Linked DNA regions of Homo sapiens: region 1 is linked to region 2. A link is a contact called in ENCODE Hi-C data. All regions are on one chromosome and are shown on one strand. The core of a region is the stretch at or near the end of the contact, and the rest is flanking DNA. Distances in the headings are between cores, read along the strand shown. Region 1 holds the start of COPB1 (coat protein complex I subunit beta 1). Region 2 holds the start of PRMT3 (protein arginine methyltransferase 3).

Region 1 (2,700 bases), core at 191-2,690, 5.9 Mb before region 2:
AAATGAAAAGGTAAACTTTTCTGGAAAATACATGTTTATTCCAGTGTTCACCTAATTGTTTGGGTGGGTAATCCAAAGAACAAAGTTCTTTTGGTTTTACAAGCTAAGTAACATGAAGTTAAGTGCACGATGGAATTAAGATATTCCAATACACATCCTCAACCTGTTGCCTAGAGAAAATAATCAGCCACATTAATATATTGAAGTCTACAAAAATTATGACATTTTGAGGAATATCTAAACTATTACAATTTCTTTAGGTTTACTAAGATAAACTGAGATGTTCTATTTCAAACAACCAATATTTAAAGAAGTTCGCATTTTTAATAAAAGGTCTATCGAAGAGATCCTAGAAAAACTTTAGACAAAAATTAAGCATTTCTAATTATAAAGGAATATGAAATATGAGTTTTTTATTTTTGTTTTTTCTTTTTTCATTTCATTCTCAAAATAATATCGAAGTTTACCTAGATCATTTTTTAAGCTAATTTCAGATGGTGGTTCTGAATCCATTGGCACGTTAATTAACGTGTAGCATACGTTCTCAGCCGCCGTCATGGTTTCTGGTTATATTATAACCAATCCTTGACACAAGATTTAAGGATGCCAGAAAATCTAGAAAAATAAACACAGACATATCATTACAAATTAAAAAAAAAAAACCCACAAACAAGTACCTATAGTGACCTTTTAAAGTATTAGAAAGGGCAGGTCAATCTATATCGTGTTCCCATAAAAATAAATTCTAGTAAAAACCACATTATCAGCTCTGGCATAAGGTATATTATCTATCACTCCCTCATCGCATCCCGGTCCAGTGTTTGAGAATGCTGTATAGCCGAATGAAGGCCCACAGAACAGTGACAGTCCCCCCAGCCACACCCCACAATGTTATGGACCGTATGGTTTTTACACAACACACAATCTGCATGCTCAAGTTAAGAGACCTTGTGCCTGAATACTCTGCCAAAACCCTAAAGCGCTTTATCGCGGTCCTTGGTGGGTTCCGACTCTATGTCCGCGGGTCCCTTAATCAACGCGCTGCACCCCCACCTCGCCCCACCCGCTTCCTCCTCCCCTTCCTCCAGCAAAGCAGCCCTAGGCCTGAAAGGGTACGCCTAGGGGTCTTGGGAGGGAAAAGACCCCCGGCCAATACAAAGGACGGGATGGAGCGTCCGACCCGGAGCTTCCTAGCCCTCCGCCCCCACCCCGACCCGCACCCCCACCCGTACCCCCACCCGGTCCCTTCTGCCAGGCCCAGACGCAAGCGGCCTAGTCGCTCCCCTTCCGCATCTTCCAGCTAGAAAGCCAGTTCTTCCGACTCTGCCCGACCCACCACGCCTCTGGGACTGGGGGCTTGTGGCCCACTACCAGGCTCCGAGGGGCAGTGGTTTGGTGCAGCCGCGGATCCGTCTACTGCGGCTCCGTCTACTCCGGCTATGAACCGCAGCAGCGGCGGCGGCGGCTCCAGAGTCCTTGGCTGACGTGGAAGGGGGTGGGGTAACGACCGAAGCCACAGCCACCTAGCACCTACGGCGACTCAGAGAGGACATGCTTTCTTTGTGCAGCGCTTGCGCGCTGCAAGTATATCCTATTTTCTTCCTCTTCTCTTGTCCAGGGTTTGATTAGGCCGCAGAGCAATGAAACCACGTATTTTCTAGTTTTCCCTGCAAGCCAAGCTCTGAGTTAAGCACTATGCTAATTTAAACGCTAACTGGAAATCGTTCCTTCTTCAGGAACAGTCAAGGGGAGAAAGTGCTTGGAGAGAGGGAAACTTTTACAGGGCTCTGTTCCCGTGAAAAAGAGCTCTGGACTAGAAAGTGGAAACCCAGTAATCCTTTTTCTTGTCCACACCCTAATAAACTGGGAAAGTAACTAATACTATTGGGAAGGTAATTCAGTTATTTTATTAATTATCACTAGATTAAAATCCATTTCAGTTCTTAACATCGCTAGTAGTTTGAATCTGCCTCTCTGCAGGTAGGGCTGGAGTTATTTGAAAATCCAAAGTCACATTGGTATAATTTCTGCTTTTTATTTAATAATGGCCTCTTTCCGTGATCCTTTCTGAGCACCCAGTAGATTAGAAAAAATTTTTATGCATAAAGGGAGACAGTCACTGTTTTAAAGGATTTTACGTATCTCCAAAGACCTGTTACAGCTGCAATCAGCCATAGTACTTTCGGTTTTGCCCATTTGAAGTTCCATAGCACGCCCCGCCCCTACACCTCCCTCTGCCCACAAAAGGGTTTTATGGCCAATTATTAATAACAAAATATCTTAAAGCTTAAGCAAAATACTGCGAATAAAAACAGATCTGACGGCAACTGCCCTAGTTAACAGGTTCATCTCAGGAAGATGGAACACCAATAGTACCTCATTTATGTAGGATCTAGCTCTTTTGAGCTTTCTCTTTTTAGAACCATCAAGCAATCTACAAATTCTTTGAGCACCCAAAATTGTATTCAAAGGCCATGTGTTGACAGCACTTTAAGAGTGCCTCTCTGATTCTGTGCATTCATTTTTTTTAATATTTAATCTTAATGGTAGAGTGACATGAATACAGAGATCCCATATACTCTTTACCTAGTTTCTCCCAATGGTAACATCTTGCATAGTTATAGTACAATATCAATTTCAGGAAATTGACAGACATAATTCACCCAGCCTTGTTCAGACTTCACTAGTTTTACATGTACT
Region 2 (2,700 bases), core at 15-2,514:
GGACGTGGCATGAGGCAGGCAGGGGAACATTTGTGTTCTTCCCCACACAGCAGCCAGATTGTTACTTTCTCAACACATCTGAGAGCATCACTCCCTGGCTTAAATAGTTATGTCTGAGCACTTTACATGTATTAACTCGTTTTATCCTTACTGTAGTTCTGAAGTTAGTCCAGGTTTTTTGTTTTTTGTTTTTTTTTTTTTAAGATGGAGTCTTGCTCTGTTGCCCAGGCTGGAGTACGGTGGCACAATCTCGGCTCACCACAAGCTCCGCCTCCCGGGCTCAAGCAATTCTCCTGCCTCAGCCTCCCAAGTAGCTGGGATTGCAGGCGCGTGCCACCACACCTGGTTAATTTTTGTATTTTTAGTAGGGACAGGGTTTCACCATGTTGGCCAGGCTGGTCTCCAACTCCTGACCTCAGGTGATCCGCCCGCCTCAGCCTCCCAAAGTGCTGGTACTATAGACGTGAGCCACCGTGCCCTGCCCAAGTGCAGTTATTATCCTTGTTTTGTATTTGATGAAACTGAGGCAGAGAGAGGTCGAGTAACTTGCCCAAGATCACAGTTACAAAGTGACGTGGGTAGGATTCAAACCCAGCAGGCTGCCTCTAGAGTTCACGTTCTCACTTAACCAAAGATTAAAATCCGTCTTGGGGGGTTTGACACCTATCTGTCCCTGCAGTAGACCCACCCTGGCCCATGCAGTTCGTTCCCTCTCGCCAGCTGCACCCCCTCCAGGACCTGGGAGCCCAGAAACCAGCCGAGCCTCCAGCGTTTGGCCTCCTCCGCCACCAGAGGGCGTCATGGGCCGATCGCCCCTCCGCTAACCGCTCATCCCAGGAAAAAGGGGCGCACAGAGGACAGGATGCCAACCCCAAAACCGCAGCGACGTCTCTCTGCCTTGGGGCTCACAGCAGCGGGCCGCGACCTCCCACTAACGCCTGCCGCAACCCAAGGAGGAGACAAAAGTCATCTTCCGGGCTGCAACATTAACCGTCATCAGCGCGCCTCTTCAGCGCGCACTGCGCCAACCCTGCGGCAGGAGGAGGCGGAGCCCCCGCTCTCGCCCCGCCCCCACCTCACGTGACCCGCACGGCGCCTCGAGGCCGGAAGCGATTGCGAGCCAGCGCGCGCGCTTCGGCGTTCCCGGCGGTCTGCGAAGTTTCCGGAGCCCGGGTCCCGCCGCGGGTTCGCGCTTGTGCTCGCGCTCGTTCCTGGAGTCGGCGGCCGCTGCGCGCGCTCGTTGCCCAACCCGGTCCCCGCCCCCAGACACGCCGGGCTCTCGGGGCACCACAGCCATGTGCTCGTTAGCGTCAGGCGCTACCGGTGGGTACCCTGGCCCCTCAGCACCCGGCTCGTCCAGCCCCAGGCCGCGCCGCTGTGGGGCCGGTGGAAGACCCTCCGGGACACGGGCCCGGGCAGGGTGGGGGGCTCGCAGGGATCATGAAGGAGGTGCTGAGTGAGGGCCGCGGGCGAACGGGGCGGAGGAGAGCCCATCGTCACCTGCTCCTCGAGCCCCCGGGCCGCACCGGTGTCCGAGGCCGATCTGATTGTTGTGTGTGTGTGTTAGGCGGCCGGGGCGCTGTGGAGAATGAGGAGGACCTGCCAGAACTGTCGGACAGCGGGGACGAGGCCGCCTGGGAGGATGAGGACGATGCAGATCTCCCCCACGGCAAGCAGCAGACCCCCTGCCTGTTCTGTAACAGGTTCGTCCGCCTCAGCGCCTGGCCTCTGCCCTAGGGTGCCCGGGCGCGTGGGGTCTGTGTGCCCAGGAACGCCTTCGGGCGGGAGGCAAGCCAGAGTGGCCTGTCTTTGAATTCTGGAACCACTGGTCTGGGGTGAGGGCTTGTGGAGAAGGAGGACCCTCGGTAGTAGAGAGGGGGAACCGTGAACTGGAAGGCCGGTTGTACTGCAAGCTTTTGACTGGTAGTGCATTGAATCTGTGGTTCCCAAATCTTGTCACTTGAGACGCTGAAAACAAAATGATACTGAACTCTGCACCTGAATCCTTCCAAGTCAGGGATGGGGTCTAAGAATATTCTGTTTTTATGAGGACAAGATCGGAAGTAACAGTGAAGTTACTAACGAGTTACTACTAACGAGTAACATATTTGGCAGCCACCCTGAACTAGATAATCCCTACGGAGCCTTCCGGCTTTACCATGCTAATTCTTTGACCAGTACAGAGCTTCTCAGGTGAAACATTTCTTTTTTATTTGAGCGGTTTCCATAGTCTAAGAAGGAAGTTCACCTTACTTAAGTAGGACTTTTCACTTAAGGAAAAAGACTGTAGTATCAATAATTTGCTCAAGGTCACAAAGCTGTGGTGTGCTTATTTCCAAACTCACATTCTTGCCACTTAAAATTCTGCCTGTTAGTCTTGGGAAGCTTTGGCTCCTGTCCTAGGCAAGTAGGCATGAAAGAGGCCCGGTTGGCATTGGCCGGTGTTACTTTAATACATTTTCCAGTGTTCCCTGTATCTGGGCATGGTGCTGAGTGGTGGTGCGTTAGTGTTCTCATCTGTAGCCCCATTGGGTAGATAGAATGCCTGTATATATTCTAGTTGTCATAAAATATTTATTGAGCACCAGTGGTACCGTGGCTGTGATAGCCTCCATAAATAGTCGACATAACCTATCTCGGTAAACATTTGTGGAAAACTAATGCTCCACATGTGTTAGGAATATAGATAAGGTATACAGC

Evidence for each region. Hi-C counts contacts between places; a loop is a spot of excess contacts on that map. Pooled maps may share reads with other maps.
Region 1: a loop to region 2 is called in a pooled map, with 10 times the contacts of the local background. The contact joins the promoter of COPB1 here to the promoter of PRMT3 in region 2. A Hi-C loop is called at or near these places in 4 of 50 pooled maps.

The regions. Positions count from the first base shown.
Region 1 is chr11:14,498,371-14,501,070 of GRCh38, forward strand. COPB1 (coat protein complex I subunit beta 1) reads right to left here and starts at 1,441. Exons shown (of 22, transcript NM_001144061.2): 1 at 1,337-1,441; 2 at 468-615. The coding sequence starts at 558. RefSeq lists an enhancer at 1,563-1,662.
Region 2 is chr11:20,386,452-20,389,151 of GRCh38, forward strand. PRMT3 (protein arginine methyltransferase 3) reads left to right here and starts at 1,265. Exons shown (of 16, transcript NM_005788.4): 1 at 1,265-1,323; 2 at 1,568-1,703. The coding sequence starts at 1,296. RefSeq lists enhancers at 973-1,142, 1,016-1,623, 1,624-2,230, 2,086-2,135 and a silencer at 976-1,535.